Regions from separate parts of the Homo sapiens genome. Here region 1 is linked to region 2. The links are chromatin contacts, found by Hi-C or POLR2A ChIA-PET in ENCODE. All regions are on one chromosome and are shown on one strand. Each heading gives the region's core, a stretch centred on a gene start or an enhancer-like site at or near the end of the contact. The rest is flanking DNA. Distances are from core to core; before and after follow the strand shown.

What was found. A loop is a pair of places that touch in the nucleus more often than their neighbours do. ChIA-PET counts read pairs that join two places held with the same protein, here RNA polymerase II (POLR2A). Pooled maps may share reads with other maps.
Region 1: a loop to region 2 is called in a map of naive thymus-derived CD4-positive, alpha-beta T cell, with 18 times the contacts of the local background. The contact joins the promoter of MVB12A here to the promoter of ARRDC2 in region 2. A Hi-C loop is called at or near these places in 1 of 168 maps with a recorded cell type or tissue (naive thymus-derived CD4-positive, alpha-beta T cell) and 2 of 50 pooled maps. POLR2A ChIA-PET finds 5 or more read pairs at or near these places in 3 of 52 experiments (GM10248, PC-3 and activated B cell).

Annotation. Positions count from the first base shown.
Region 1 is chr19:17,418,263-17,425,194 of GRCh38, forward strand. MVB12A (multivesicular body subunit 12A) reads left to right here and starts at 1,785. Exons shown (of 9, transcript NM_138401.4): 1 at 1,785-1,963; 2 at 2,051-2,149; 3 at 2,276-2,372; 4 at 4,070-4,196; 5 at 5,236-5,355; 6 at 5,431-5,537; 7 at 5,744-5,805; 8 at 6,359-6,415; 9 at 6,669-6,932. The coding sequence starts at 1,874. The coding sequence ends at 6,731. It also overlaps the pseudogene HMGB3P29. RefSeq lists enhancers at 1,322-1,371, 5,591-6,116 and silencers at 1,532-1,741, 1,882-2,111.
Region 2 is chr19:18,004,649-18,012,112 of GRCh38, forward strand. It overlaps ARRDC2 (arrestin domain containing 2), which reads left to right and starts at 3,522. Exons shown (of 8, transcript NM_015683.2): 1 at 3,522-3,936; 2 at 4,063-4,129; 3 at 4,323-4,470; 4 at 4,944-5,046; 5 at 5,135-5,391; 6 at 5,548-5,710; 7 at 5,924-6,081. The coding sequence starts at 3,663. RefSeq lists an enhancer at 3,576-3,795.

The sequences.
Region 1 (6,932 bases), core at 535-3,034, 590 kb before region 2:
GGTTTCTTGGGGTCACCATTAGCCATCCTGACTGTATTGTTTGCTAGTCTGGGCAGCGCAGGACACTTGTTCGCTATTTTTCTAAACTTTTCCCCCAATGGGTGTAAAAAAGCATATTATTATTATTATTATTATTATTATTATTATTGAGACGAGTTTCGCTCTTGTTGCCTAAGCTGGAGTGCAATGGCGCGATCTCAGCTCATTGCAACCTCCACCTCCCGGGTTCCAGTGATTCTCCTGCCTCAGCCCCCTTAGTAGCTGGGATTCCAGACGCGCACCACCACGCCTGGATAGTTTTTTGTACTTTTAGTAGAAACGGGGTTTCACCATGTTAGGCTGGTCTCAAACTCCTGACCTCAGATGATCCGCCCGCCTCGGCCTCCCAAAGTGCTGGGATTACAGGTGTGAACCACTGTGCCCGGCTTAAAAGCATATTATTATAGTAAATACTTTTTTTCCCTTTCTTTCTTTCATTTTAAACACTGGGGTCTCCTTATGTTGTCCAGGCTAGATTCAAACTCCTGGACTCAAGCGATCCTCCCACCTCAGCCTCCCTGTTACCCTGTTGCCATGACAGCCCTGATAAAATAACTGGGAAAGTTCTCTTTCTTATTGTAAGTCCAAAAAAAAAAAAAAAAAAGGCACAGCTGCTTAAAGATTGCAGACAGCCAGGGATGTCCCCAGACCTTCTTGACCCCTGACCAGATACCAGAGGAAGATAAGATCCCTAAATCACCACAAACTGGAACAGACGACCTCTAGTCGACTTTAGATCATCAATATATAATTATAATGCTAAAATTCCTTCTCTTAAAAGAAAATCTCCATTTTGTGTAGATGGGTTGTATGAAGACAACCCAGGAATTGAGGCTCATGAATTGAGCCTGCGTGTCTGGAGTCCCACCCTGCACATGCTAGCATTCCTCTCCCTTCCTGTACCCAGGGGAAGAAACAATAAAACGTTATGCTTTTTACTGTTGAGGGAGAAGGGGCAGTTAGAGTGAGAGCCTCTCCTTCTCCATTCCTGGCCAGTGAATAAAACCTGATTGCCTTTTCCGATTGGATGTTCCTTCTTTGCCACCTACACAAAGTGGGGAGGTAACTCGGTTTGCTGGTGGCATCCTCAGTAGCTGGGACTACAGGCAATAAATTCTTTTATACGTCGCTTTTTAAACGTATTGTGCCTGTGAACAAATCTTCAAGTTATACCCAAGATTTCAAAGCTCATGATGGTCCATAGTACTCGCTCTTTAAATCAATAGCTGCGTATCCCACAGATGATTTCCTTTGGGATGATTTCCCAGAACTGGAATTGCAGATTCTTCACAATGCATTTTTAGTAGAGAAGGGGTTTCACCACGTTGGCCAGGAGGGTCTCGATCTCTTGACCTCATGATCCGCCCGCCTCCGCCTCCCAAAGTGCCGGGATTACAGGCGTCAGCCACTGCGCGCGGCCACAAAGCTCCCAACTTTTCCGTTAAGCACCGAGCTTTTTTCTAGACTAGCAGCTGAGGCCGGAAGGAATTCTGGGGAACGTAGTGCAGACTTGCAGAGAACGAGTCTCTTGGTCCTGTGCCGTAGCATTTCCGGCGGAAGTTGCTGGGCGCGGAAAGCCGGCAAGACCTTTTTTTCCGCCATCATCGCTCACGCGCGCAACCCTGGCGACGCGTGGTGGCGAGGCTCCGCCTCCCCACGCCATTGGCCAGCAGCTCCTCGGGCACGCGTATACTGCGCTTCCGGGCAATCTCCGCCCCCCCCCCCCGCATGGCCTTCTGGGAGTTGTAGTTCGGTCGCGAGCGCTGCCGTCGGGAGGCGCTCCGAGGTTCGAGGCTGTGCCCCGCGACCCCGCCTTCGGCGCTCGGCTCGCAGGATGGATCCCGTACCCGGGACAGACTCGGCGCCGCTGGCTGGCCTGGCCTGGTCGTCGGCCTCTGCACCCCCGCCGCGGGGGTTCAGCGCGGTGAGCGGCGTCGAGGGGCGGGGGTCGAATGGGGGAGGCAGTCGCTGTGGGGTGGGAGTCCGGCGCTGACCCGCGTCCTCCCGGTAGATCTCCTGCACCGTCGAGGGGGCACCCGCCAGCTTTGGCAAGAGCTTCGCGCAGAAATCTGGCTACTTCCTGTGCCTTAGTTCTCTGGGCAGCCTAGAGGTAAGAGGTGCCCACCTTCGGAACCACCAGGGTCTGCCCACCTCCCCTGCCCATTCACGGTGCCCTATGCCAGGTGCGCTGTCCCCGCTGCTAGCCACCCTCGCCGTGTCCCCCTTCCACCCCCAGAACCCGCAGGAGAACGTGGTGGCCGATATCCAGATCGTGGTGGACAAGAGCCCCCTGCCGCTGGGCTTCTCCCCCGTCTGCGACCCCATGGATTCCAGTAAGGGCTGCTTCGGAGGCGAGAGTTGTCCGGGTCCCTTGCAGGGAGGAGCGGGGGAGGAGGGACGACGGGCGCGCGGTATCTGAGCCTCGGCTGCCCCCTGGCACACGGGGTGATGACAGGGTTGGCTGAGGACTCAGAGCCCTGCCCTAGGGTGGACCGACATCCCCTGTCCTGATTCAAAATGTGTGATATGATTGGCACAGCCTGCATCCTCGAGTTAAGTGTTCAGTCCACGCCACCTGTTTCACTACTGTTGTGCTACTTGTGTCTTTTTACACCATAGCCAAGCAAAACCACTGCGCAGTTTTCTTTTTCATTTCCAGGCTTTGCACACGCCGCTTCCTCTGCCTGGGGCACTTTTTCTCTCCTTTTTGTAGCTCATTCTCCGTCCTCCGTCAGATGTCACCTTCACCCTTCCCTACCCCTCCTCTTCTGGGCCCACAACCCTAGTGCAGCCCTCCCAGCCCCACCTGAACTTTCCCACCCTTTCTTGTCATTTTTATTTGACTCAGGCTATATTCATTCATACTAGAGTTGGCAAACCTTTTTTTTTTTTTTTTTCTTCAGACGGAGTTTCGCTCTTGTTGCCCAGGCTGGAGTGCAATGGCGCGATCTCAGCTCACCACAACCTCCGACTCCCGGGTTCAAGCGATTCTCCTGCCTCATCCTCCAGAGTAGCTGGGATTACAGGCATGCGCCACCACGCCTGGCTAATTTTGTATTTTTAGTAGAGACGGGGTTTCTCCATGTTGGTCAGGCTGGTTTCGAACTCGTGACCTCAGGTGATCCACCTGCCTGGGCCTCCCAAAGTGCTGGGATTACAGGCGTGAGCCACCGCACCCGGCCAAACTTTTTTTCTTTATTTTTTCTTAGAGTTGGCAAACTTTTATGTAAAGGGCCTTATAGTAAATATTTTAGGCTTTACAGGGCAGATGATGTGTTTTGCATATTCAATTTTTTTACAATTCCTTAAAAATGTAAAAATCACTCTTAACACATCAGCTGTATGAAACCAGGCCTTAGGCTTGGTGTGGTGGTTCACACCTGTAATCCCAGCACTTTGGGAGCCTGAGGCGGGCAGATCACCTGAGGTCAGGAGTTCCAGACCAGCCTGGCCAACATGGTGAAACCCTGTCTCTACTAAAAATACAAAATTAGCTGGGCATGGTGGTGGGCGCCTGTAGTCCCAGCTACTTGGGAGGCTGAGGCAAGAGAATTGTTTGAACCTGGGAGGCGGAGGTTGGAGTGAGCTGAGATTGCGCCATTGCACTCCAGCCTGGGCGACAGAGTGAGACTCTGTCTCAAAAAGAAAAGAAAAGAAAACAGACCTTGAGCCAGATTTGGCTCATGGGTGCTAGTTGTCCAACCTCTATAGGATTAGAGGGCTCATGGAAAGTAAGTTTTGAGGGCCACGATGGGCACCCAGCTCTGTCCGATTCCACAGCTAGCCACCCCATGAATGCAGCTTCATATCACCAAAGATCAGCCTACTCCAGCGGTTCCTAAAGGCTGCATGGAATCCCCTCCTTCATCTATACCATTCATGATTTAACCACTCCTCCCACCCCCATCCCCAATGTTGTCCATGTGGCTGCCTTAAACAGCACCCTGGCGAGCCTCATCCTAGAGTCATCTTTGGGCCTTCCCACCCCTGCCTGGCTTCCCTCTCTCACTCCCCTACCCCCCACTCCCAGAGGCCTCTGTGTCCAAGAAGAAACGCATGTGTGTGAAGCTGTTGCCCCTGGGAGCCACGGACACGGCTGTGTTTGATGTCCGGCTGAGTGGGAAGACCAAGACAGTGCCTGGATACCTTCGAATAGGGTAGGGCCACCCCCCAGTGTCTAGCCACCTTCCCTGCCCTCCCAACTCATGATCTCACCAATCTGACCCTCAAGGACACCCCTGAGGTCTCCTGTTCCTTCTTCTACCTTCTGAGCCTCAGATTCTGCATGTTAAAACCGGGACATATATATCATCTTGTAGGACTGTCATTAGGAGTCAGTGACTTGGTGTCTAAAGTAGACATAACAGGACTGGGCGCGGTGGCTCACGCCTGTAATCCCAGCACTTTGGGAGGCTGAGGCGGGCCGATCACAAGGTCAGGAGATCGAGACCATCCTGACTAACATGTTGAAACCCCATCTCTACTGAAAATACAAAAAATTAGCCGGGTATGGTGGCACACGCCTGTAGTCCCAGCTACTTGGGAGGCTGAGGCAGGAAAATCACTTGAACCTGGAAGGCGGAGGTTGCAGTGAGTTGAGATCGCGCCACTGCACTCCAGTCTGGGGCGACAGAGCGAGACTCCGTCTCAAAAATAAAATAAAATAAATAAAAATAAAGTAGACAGAACGGTGATTTGAACCCAGCAGTATTAGTTTGGTGTGGTGCTTCGGGTGTGGGTCAAGATGCTGAAACAAAAATCCCCCAAAAGACTGGGCACGGTGGCTCACGCCTGTAGTCCCAGCACTTTGGAAGGCCAAGGCGGGCGGATCACCTGAGGTCAGGAGTTCGAGACCAGCCTGGCCAACATGGTGAAACTCCGTTTCTACTTAAAAAAAAAAAAAAAAAAAAAAAATTAGCTGGGCATGGTTGCCTGTAATCCCAGCTAATCCAGAGGCTGAGGCAGGAGAATCGTTTGAACCTGGGAGGTGGAGATTGCAGTGAGTCTAGATTGCGCCATTGCACTCCAGCCTGGGCAACATGAGCGAAACTCCGTCCCCAAAAAAAAAAAAAAAAAAAATTCCCCCAAAAGACAGAGGTCACCTGCATGCCCGGGTCCCCCGCCTTCTCCAGGGGCTATCCTCAACCCTGGCCCCACACCGGGCCAGCATCCCTCCCACCTTCCCTCCTGGTCCAGGGACATGGGCGGCTTTGCCATCTGGTGCAAGAAGGCCAAGGCCCCGAGGCCAGTGCCCAAGCCCCGAGGTCTCAGCCGGGACATGCAGGGCCTCTCTCTGGATGCAGCCAGCCAGCCAAGGTGAGTCCTCAGGCACCGGAGTGGGGGTGGCCGTTGTGGGAGGATGAGGCTTAACCTGAGTCATCCCACCTCCAGTAAGGGCGGCCTCCTGGAGCGGACAGCGTCAAGGCTGGGCTCTCGGGCATCCACTCTGCGGAGGAATGACTCCATCTACGAGGCCTCCAGCCTCTATGGCATCTCAGGTGAGCACAGAGTGGGGAAACTGAGGCGTGGAAGTGGAGGGTGTGACTGTCTTGAGATTACACAACCAGGAAGGATCTTCCTACTTCCCTCTCCCAACTCTGGATTCTGTAAAGACTGAAGGAGCCAGGCTGTGCGGGTTGGGCCTCTGTGGGTGGGGTGGGCAGTTCCCTACACCTCACCTCCTCCCCTCGCACGTGTTTTTCAGCCATGGATGGGGTTCCCTTCACACTCCACCCACGATTTGAGGGCAAGAGCTGCAGCCCCCTGGTGAGTCGGGGTCTCAGGGAGCCTGGGTCTGCGCCTGCCATCACCATTCTGGGTGCCAGGACATCCCTGTATCCAGTGCCCCAGCACAGAGGGCCACATCCTGGGTTGGGGCTGGAGTGTGTCACCTCCAGGTGGCAGCTGGAAGGTCTTCAGTCTTAGAATGGGGAGGGATCCATCCAGAGAAAGCAGCTGGACACCAGTAGCTAGAGGCTGTGACAAGAAGGGGGAGGGATGCTGGGCATGGTGGCTCACGACTGTGATCCCAGCACTTTGGGAGACCAAGGCAGGTGGATCACTTGAGGCCAGGAGATCGAGACCAGCCTGGCCAACATGGTGAAACCTCGTCTCTATTGAAAATACAAAAATTAGCCAGGCGCGGCTTTAGAGACTTTGTCTCTAAAAACAAAACAAAACAAACAAGAAAAATAAGGGGGAGGGATGTCCGAGGGAATATTCGGGGAGTGTTGGGGGGAGGGCAGGACCCCTTGAAGACGAAGGAAAGGGGGTTTCAGGTTGAGATCGGGCCCAAGGCTGACCCACCTCTGCCCGCCAGGCCTTCTCTGCTTTTGGGGACCTGACCATCAAGTCTCTGGCGGACATTGAGGAGGAGGTGGGTGCAGGGCTAGGGAGGAGGTGGGTGCAGGGCTAGGGAGGAGGTGCCTGAGGGGCCGGCACCCGCCCCTCGTCCGCCCCAGGCTGTCCCAGTTTTCCCCATCCCCGCTTTGCCCCAGACACACACCATCTCTCCAGGGCAGAAGACCACTCAAGTCCCTAAGTACCCACTCTGCCATTCCTCAGTCACTCCCCCTTTGGCCCTCTCTTTACTCTGGCACCTGTTCACTCTCTCTCTCCCCATCCCCCAGTATAACTACGGCTTCGTGGTGGAGAAGACCGCGGCTGCCCGCCTGCCCCCCAGCGTCTCATAGTCCCTCACCCTTCCGCGGAAAGAGCCCCCTTACTCCACCTCCCCGCCAGCCTGGGGCCACCCCCCCTCACTGCATCCTGGGGCCACCCCCACTCACTGCATCCTGGGAACCTTCGCCCTGCAAGGCGTTTGCTATCTTCAGCCACTGGGCGGAGCTGCAGCCCTGGAGGAGGGGGCGGGTCGAGGCTGCGTGGTGATGGGG
Region 2 (7,464 bases), core at 2,272-4,771:
ACTGCACTACAGCCTGGGTGTCAGAGCAGAGTGAGACCCTGTCTCAAAAAAAAAAAAAATTAAAATTTTGGCTGGGTGCAGTGGCTCACACCTGTAATCCCAGCACTTTGGGAGGCTGAGGCGGGCAGATCGCTTGAGCTCAAGAGTTCAAGACCAGCCTGGGCAACATGGTGAAACCCCATCTTTACAAAAAATACAAAAATTAGCGGGGCATGGTGGTACACACCTGTAATCCCGGCTACTCGGGAGGCTGAGGTGGAAGGGAGGCAGAGGTTGCAGTGAACCTAGATCGCGCCACTGCACTCCAGCCTGGGCAACAGAGTGAGATCCTGTCTCAAAAAAAAAAAGAAAAGCAAATTTAAAAAAAATTTTTTTTTTTTAATTGATCATTCTTGGGTGTTTCTTGCAGAGGGGGATTTGGCAGGGTCATAGGACAATAGTGGAGGGAAGGTCAGCAGATAAACAGGTGAACAAAGGTCTCTGGTTTTCCTAGGCAGAGTGTTTGTGTCCCTGGGTACTTGAGATTAGGGAGTGGTGATGACTCTTAACGAGCATGCTGCCTTCAAGCATCTGTTTAACAAAGCACATCTTGCACCACCCTTAATCCATTTAACCCTGAGTGGACACAGCACATGTTTCAGAGAGCACAGGGTTGGGGGTAGGGTCACCGATCAACAGGATCACAAAGCAGAAGAATTTTTCTTAGTACAGAACAAAATGAAAAGTCTCCCATGTCTACCTCTTTCTACACAGACACGGCAACCATCCGATTTCTCAATCTTTTCCCCACCTTTCCCCCCTTTCTATTCCACAAAACCGCCATTGTCATCATGGCCCGTTCTCAATGAGCTGTTGGGTACACCTCCCAGACGGGGTGGTGGCCGGGCAGAGGGGCTCCTCACTTCCCAGTAGGGGCGGCCGGGCAGAGGTGCCCCCTCACCTCCCGGACGGGGCGGCTGGCCGGGTGGGGGGCTGACCCCCCGACCTCCCTCCCGGACGGGGCGGCTGGCCGGGCAGGGGGCTGACCCCCCCACCTCCCTCCCGGATGGGGCGGCTGGCTGGGTGGGGGGCTGACCCCCCGCCTCCCTCCCAGACGGGGCGACTGGCTTGGCGGGGGCTGACCCCCCACCTCCCTCCTGGACGGGGTGGCTGCCGGGCGGAGAAGCTCCTCACTTCCCAGACGGGGTGGCAGCCGGGCGGAGGGGCTCCTCACTTCTCAGACGGGGCGGCTGCCGGGCGGAGGGGCTCCTCACTTCTCAGACGGGGCGGCCGGGCAGAGACGCTCCTCACCTCCCAGACGGGGTCGCGGCCGGGCCGAGGCTCTCCTCACATCCCAGACGGGGCGGCGGGGCAGAGGCGCTCCCCACATCTCAGACGATGGGCGGCCGGGCAGAGACGCTCCTCACTTCGTAGATGGGATGGCGGCCGGGAAGAGGCGCTCCTCACTTCCTAGGTGGGATGGCGGCCGGGCAGAGACGCTCCTCACTTTCCAGACTGGGCAGCCAGGCAGAGGGGCTCCTCACATCCCAGACGATGGGCGGTCAGGCAGAGACGCTCCTCACTTCCCAGACGGGGTGGCGGCCGGGCAGAGGCTGCAATCTCGGCACTTTGGGAGGCCAAGGCAGGCGGCTGGGAGGTGGAGGTTGTAGCGAGCCGAGATCACGCCACTGCACTCCAGCCTGGGCACCATTGAGCACTGAGTTAACGAGACTCTGTCTGCAATCCCGGCACCTCGGGAGGCTGAGGCTGGTGGATCACTCGAGGTTAGGAGCTGGAGACCAGCCGGGCCAACACAGCGAAACCCCTTCTCCACCAAAAAAACCAGTCAGGCGTGGCGGCGCGCGCCTGCAATCGCAGGCACTCGGCAGGCTGAGACAGGAGAATCAGGCAGGGAGGTTGCAGTGAGCCGAGATGGCAGCAGCACAGTCCAGCTTCTGCTCGGCATGAGAGGGAGACCGTGGAAAGAGAGGGAGAGGGAGACCAAGGGGAGAGGGAGAGGGAGAGGGAGCTTAAAAATTGTTAAATTGTTATACATTTAAGGAAAAAACAGTGACACTGGAGGGGCGAGGCCAGTGGAGGTGCTGTGTGACCTCGGGCAGAGCCCCACCCATCTCTGGGCCTTTGGGGTCCGTCTGCGAAATGAATTGAGGGAGGCGCTGGCTCAGTAGTCCCTTCAGGGTTACCTAATCCCGCTTCTCCTCCCGGACTTAACGGCCTACTGTCTCCCCTCTAGTATCCATTGAAACCTGGCCTAAGGTCCCAGACCTTCCTTTCAACTCCAAAGACCCATCCTCCCAGGCAGCCTTCCAGGCTGATCACTGTGCCTCCAACTCCGTCGTTCCTGTTCCGATCCCCATCACGGGCTGAGGGTGACCGTGTTTGTTTATGACCGCCCCCTCCACCCACACACCTCACTGAGGTGGTGGAAGTCTCCTGAGCCAGGCTCAGAGGCGGACAGTCACGGCAGGGGATGGGTTCAGCGGCAGCGCATTACGCTGCCACGAGAGGGCGCCAGCGTCCCGCAGACGACGCAGAGGCAACTCCCGCTGGAGAAACTCCATGCGACTTTTCTTTGGGGAAACTGAAGCCCAGAGAGAGGTCACGCCGTCCCGTGGCCACACCGCAGCTGTGGACCTGGGGGTGCCCGAGCGTCCCCTGCATTCAGCTCTGTGGCGGGACGGGGGCTGAGGATGACTGGAGCAGGCACAAGGGCTGCGGGGAAGGTAGGGTTTGCCAGAGGCTGAAAATTGGGAAGGGAACATCATTTCGTAGGTACCGCTCCTGGGCGAATGCGCCGAGGCGCGACCGAGTGACGGTATGTCAAGAGCAGGTTGATGACCCGGGAGCGAGGCTCTTGGAGGAGTCCAGCTGGGGCTGCACGATGATCCATGCACAACCTTCTGAGGTCAGGACTGATTTTTACTTTCTCCCGGCTCTACAGAGGTGGAAACTGAGGCTCCAAGAGGTTGTCATTTGCCCAGAGCCACCAGCTAAGCGGGACTTGAATCAGGAAAGGGGTGCAGCAGGCACCAGTGTGGAGGGCGGTCCCACCCACCTCCTCCACTTCTCCCTTTGCATAGCGGGGGAAACAGGCCTGGAACAGTCATAGGCTCTCTGGCCCTCAACTGGGGCGAGAGTCCCCCGCCCCAAATCGGGCTGGACATGCCTCGAGTCACGTCAACGAGGGGCGGCTGGTGAGTGATTAAGCCGAGAGGCTGAAGGCTCTGCTAGGTGACCTCAGGCCTGGGCCCTGCCTCTGCACCTCTTTTTTTCCTCTTTACCCCCGGGGTCCGCGAGAGACCAGCTCTGGCAGCCTAAGGGCTTCAGTTTCTCCCCGGGGTCCGCGAGGGAAGGGGGCAGCCGGCGGTGAGCAGGGGCGTTTGTTATTTTGCTCCACGCCTGGGCAGAGCCACGCCCCTTGTCGCGCTATTGGTGGAGTCCCTTCCCGGGGCGGGGAAGAGACGGTGACCCCACCCCCCCCCGCCCTGCCGTATAAAAGCGGCGCCGACGCACGGCGCGGGGATTTTCTGCTCCGGTTGGTGAGCGCGCCTGCGCGTTGACGGCGATTTTGCGTTCTGAGGCTGCAGCGTCGGCATCTTGAGCTGCCGGTTCGCGAGTTCGAGGCCAGGTTCCGCCTGTCGTGGGTTCGCACCCCGGACGCGATGCTATTCGACAAGGTGAAAGCGTTCTCGGTGCAGTTGGACGGCGCGACCGCGGGCGTCGAGCCCGTGTTTAGCGGCGGCCAGGCCGTGGCGGGCCGGGTGCTGCTGGAGCTGTCAAGCGCCGCGCGTGTGGGTGCCCTGAGGCTGCGCGCGCGGGGCCGCGCCCACGTGCACTGGACCGAGTCGCGCAGCGCGGGCTCGAGCACGGCTTACACGCAGAGCTACAGTGAACGCGTGGAGGTCGTGAGCCACCGCGCCACGCTCCTGGCGCCAGGTACGGATGGAGGACCCCTGCTCCAACACCAGTTGTGTGCCTCCCACCACCTGGACGGCGGTACCTCCGTCAGCCCTGGGACCCCAGCGCAACCGCTCAGTCGCCTCCTTTTTCTCCTACCTGCAGATACCGGGGAGACCACGACGCTGCCTCCTGGGCGCCATGAGTTCCTGTTCAGCTTCCAGCTGCCCCCGTAAGTCCTCTGGGGTGCAGGGTTGCCCTAAGCCTGCAGCCCCTTCCAGATTGGTACCTCCAATACTGGATATCTGGGCACCTCTGAGCCCCAAGACTCTCCCCCTGGGAGGCCCCCGGAGTGTCTGTGTCTCCTTCTCCCTGCCTGCTTGTCTCTGTATCTTGTCCCCTGAAGTCCCGTCCCTCCACCCTAGGACCCTGGTGACATCCTTCGAGGGCAAACACGGTAGTGTCCGCTACTGTATCAAGGCCACCCTGCACCGGCCCTGGGTCCCAGCACGCCGGGCAAGGAAGGTGTTCACTGTCATCGAGCCTGTGGACATCAACACGCCAGCCCTGCTGGTGAGTGGCCACCCTTGGGGAGGTAGGTTGGGAGTATTGTAGGAAGGGGCCTGCCTGGCTGCTGGGCGACACCAACCAATAAGATGGAGGTCATAGGTGGGCCCTGGCAGGGAGGGAGGCAGGTGTGGGAATGCGTGTGGAATCCACTGGGATCTGCACCCATTTGCCGTGTGACTCTGGGCAAGTGTCTTGAAGCCCTCTCTGAGCCTCAGATGCCTCTTCTGTGAAATAGACCAGAGCTAGGGCTTACCAAGTGTGAATTACACACCAAACACTTGGCTTATACATTTCATTTCTGGCTTTATAAGATGGGTTGTGTTCCTGGCTCTATTTAACGGATAGTTCCTGGATTGTTAAAAAGAAACCAAGCCCTGCCCAAAGTCCTCCCTCAGCTGGGGGTGGTTTGGAAGCTCCACAGCGACTGTGGTTTGCACAAAGTGACTCATCCATGTCACTTTCCTCTACACCGACAGGCACCTCAAGCGGGGGCTCGGGAAAAGGTTGCCCGATCCTGGTACTGTAACCGTGGCCTAGTCTCCCTTTCGGCCAAGATCGACCGCAAGGGCTACACCCCAGGTAGCAGGCGGACCGGACTGGGTTGGGACGGGGGCTGGTGTTGGGGTTGCAGGAGGGGAAACTGAGGCCCCACTGCTCCTTGCTGCAGGAGAGGTCATCCCTGTCTTTGCCGAGATCGACAACGGCTCCACACGTCCTGTGCTGCCTCGGGCAGCCGTGGTGCAGACACAGACGTTCATGGCCCGAGGCGCCCGAAAGCAGAAACGGGCAGTGGTGGCCAGCCTCGCGGGCGAGCCGGTGGGCCCCGGGCAGCGGGCGCTGTGGCAGGGCCGGGCACTGCGGATCCCCCCAGTGGGTCCTTCCATCCTGCACTGCCGCGTTCTACACGTGGACTACGCACTCAAGGTAGGGCATCCTGCTGGCCCTGGGGGACAGTGCCTACATTCACCCTGTATTCCCTCAGACTGGGGGAAGCTGAGGCCTCAGTCTCCCCAGGCATAGGAGGGAGGTGGGGGTTGGGGAGGCTGCCTGGGCACCCTCCCTTATGGTTCCTTCCTCCAGGTCTGTGTGGATATCCCAGGAACGTCCAAGCTGCTGCTGGAGCTGCCACTGGTGATCGGCACCATTCCCTTGCACCCTTTTGGCAGCCGTTCCTCCAGCGTGGGCAGCCACGCCAGCTTCCTGCTGGACTGGAGGCTGGGGGCCTTGCCGGAGCGGCCTGAGGGTAAGCTCCCACCCTGCTTGCATGCAGAGGGTGGGTGGATACACGGAGAGGTGGATGCCGGGTCAACTCTCTCACCACGAGTCCCCCGGAATCCCAACCAAAGGACATACAGCCTGGCAGCCCCAGAGCTGGCACAAGCCAGCTCCTGGCCCCTGGTCCCTTGGAGCAGGGCTCTCTCCTGCCAACCTCACCCACCCTGTCTCTCGCTTCCAGCTCCTCCTGAGTACTCGGAGGTGGTAGCCGACACTGAGGAGGCAGCCTTGGGGCAGAGCCCCTTCCCGCTTCCGCAGGACCCCGACATGAGCCTTGAAGGCCCGTTCTTCGCCTACATCCAAGAGTTCCGCTACCGCCCGCCACCCCTGTACTCTGAGGTGAGCTCAGGGGTCTGAGAACCACCCATGCCTCTCTGGGCCCTGGGAGCCTTGATGGGGTGGCAGACATAGTAGATGGGTTTTTTTTGTTTTTTTGTTTTTTTAGACAGGGTCTTGCTCTGTCACCCAGGCTGGAGTGCAGTGGCATAATCATAGCTCACTGCAGCCTCGACCTCCCGGGCTCAAGCAATCCTTTCGCCTCAGCCTCTTGAGTAGCTGGGACTACAGGCACACGCCACCACATCCTGCTAATTTTTGTGTTTTGTTTTGTTTTGCTTTGCTTTTTGAGATGGAGTTTCAGTCTTGTCACCCAGGCTGGAGTGCAATGGTGCGATCTCAGCTCACTTCAACTTCCGCATCCCTGGTAGAGCGATTCTCCTGCCTCAGCCTTCCGAGTAGCTGGGATTACAGGTGTTAGCCACCACACGTGGCTAATTTTTGTATTTTTAGTAGAGACGGGGTTTCACCATGTTGGTCAGGCTGGTCTTGAACTCCTGACCTCAGGTGATGGCCTGCCTCGGCATCCCAAAGTGCTGGGATTATATGCGTGAGCTACCACGCCCGGCCAATTTTTGTATTTTTTGTAGAAATGTGGTCTCACTGTGTTGCCCAGGCTGGTCTTGAACTCCTGGGCTCAAATGATCCTCCCATCTTGGCCTCCCCAAAGTGCTGGGATTACAGGCGTCAGCCACTGTGCCCGGCTGGCAGAGGATTTTAATTGTTGACAGAATTTCGCTACATACAGTCGGCCCTCTGCGTTAGCTGGTTTGGAATCTGCAGATTCAACCAAACATGGGTCAGAGACATTTGAAAAATAAATACATACATGGATAATACAGATTAAAAATATGATAGGCTGGGTGCGGTGGCTCATGCCTGTAATCCCAGCACTTTGAGAGGCCAAGATGGGAGGACTGCTTGAGGCCAGAAGTATAAGACCAACCTGGGTAACATAGCAAGACCCCCATCTCTACTGCAAATAATACAAAATTACCCAGGCTTGGTGGAGCCCATCTATGATTGGGAGGCTGAGGCAGGAGGATCGCTTGAGCCCAGGAGTTTGAGGCTGCAGTGAGCAATGATTGTGCTACTACATACTCCAGTCTGGGAGACAAAACAAGACCTCATCTCAATACTACTACTAATAGTAATAATGCAGTATAACAGTGATTAAATAGCATTTATATTTTGTGTGTGTATATGTGTATATATATATATATATATTTTTTTTTTTTTTTTTTTTTTGAGATGGAGTCTTGCTGTGTCACCTAGGCTGGAGTGAAGTGGCACAATCTCGGCTCACTGCAATCTCCACCTCCCGGGTTCAAGCAATTCTCCCTGTCTTAGCCTCCCGAGTAGCTGGGATTACAGGCATCCACCACC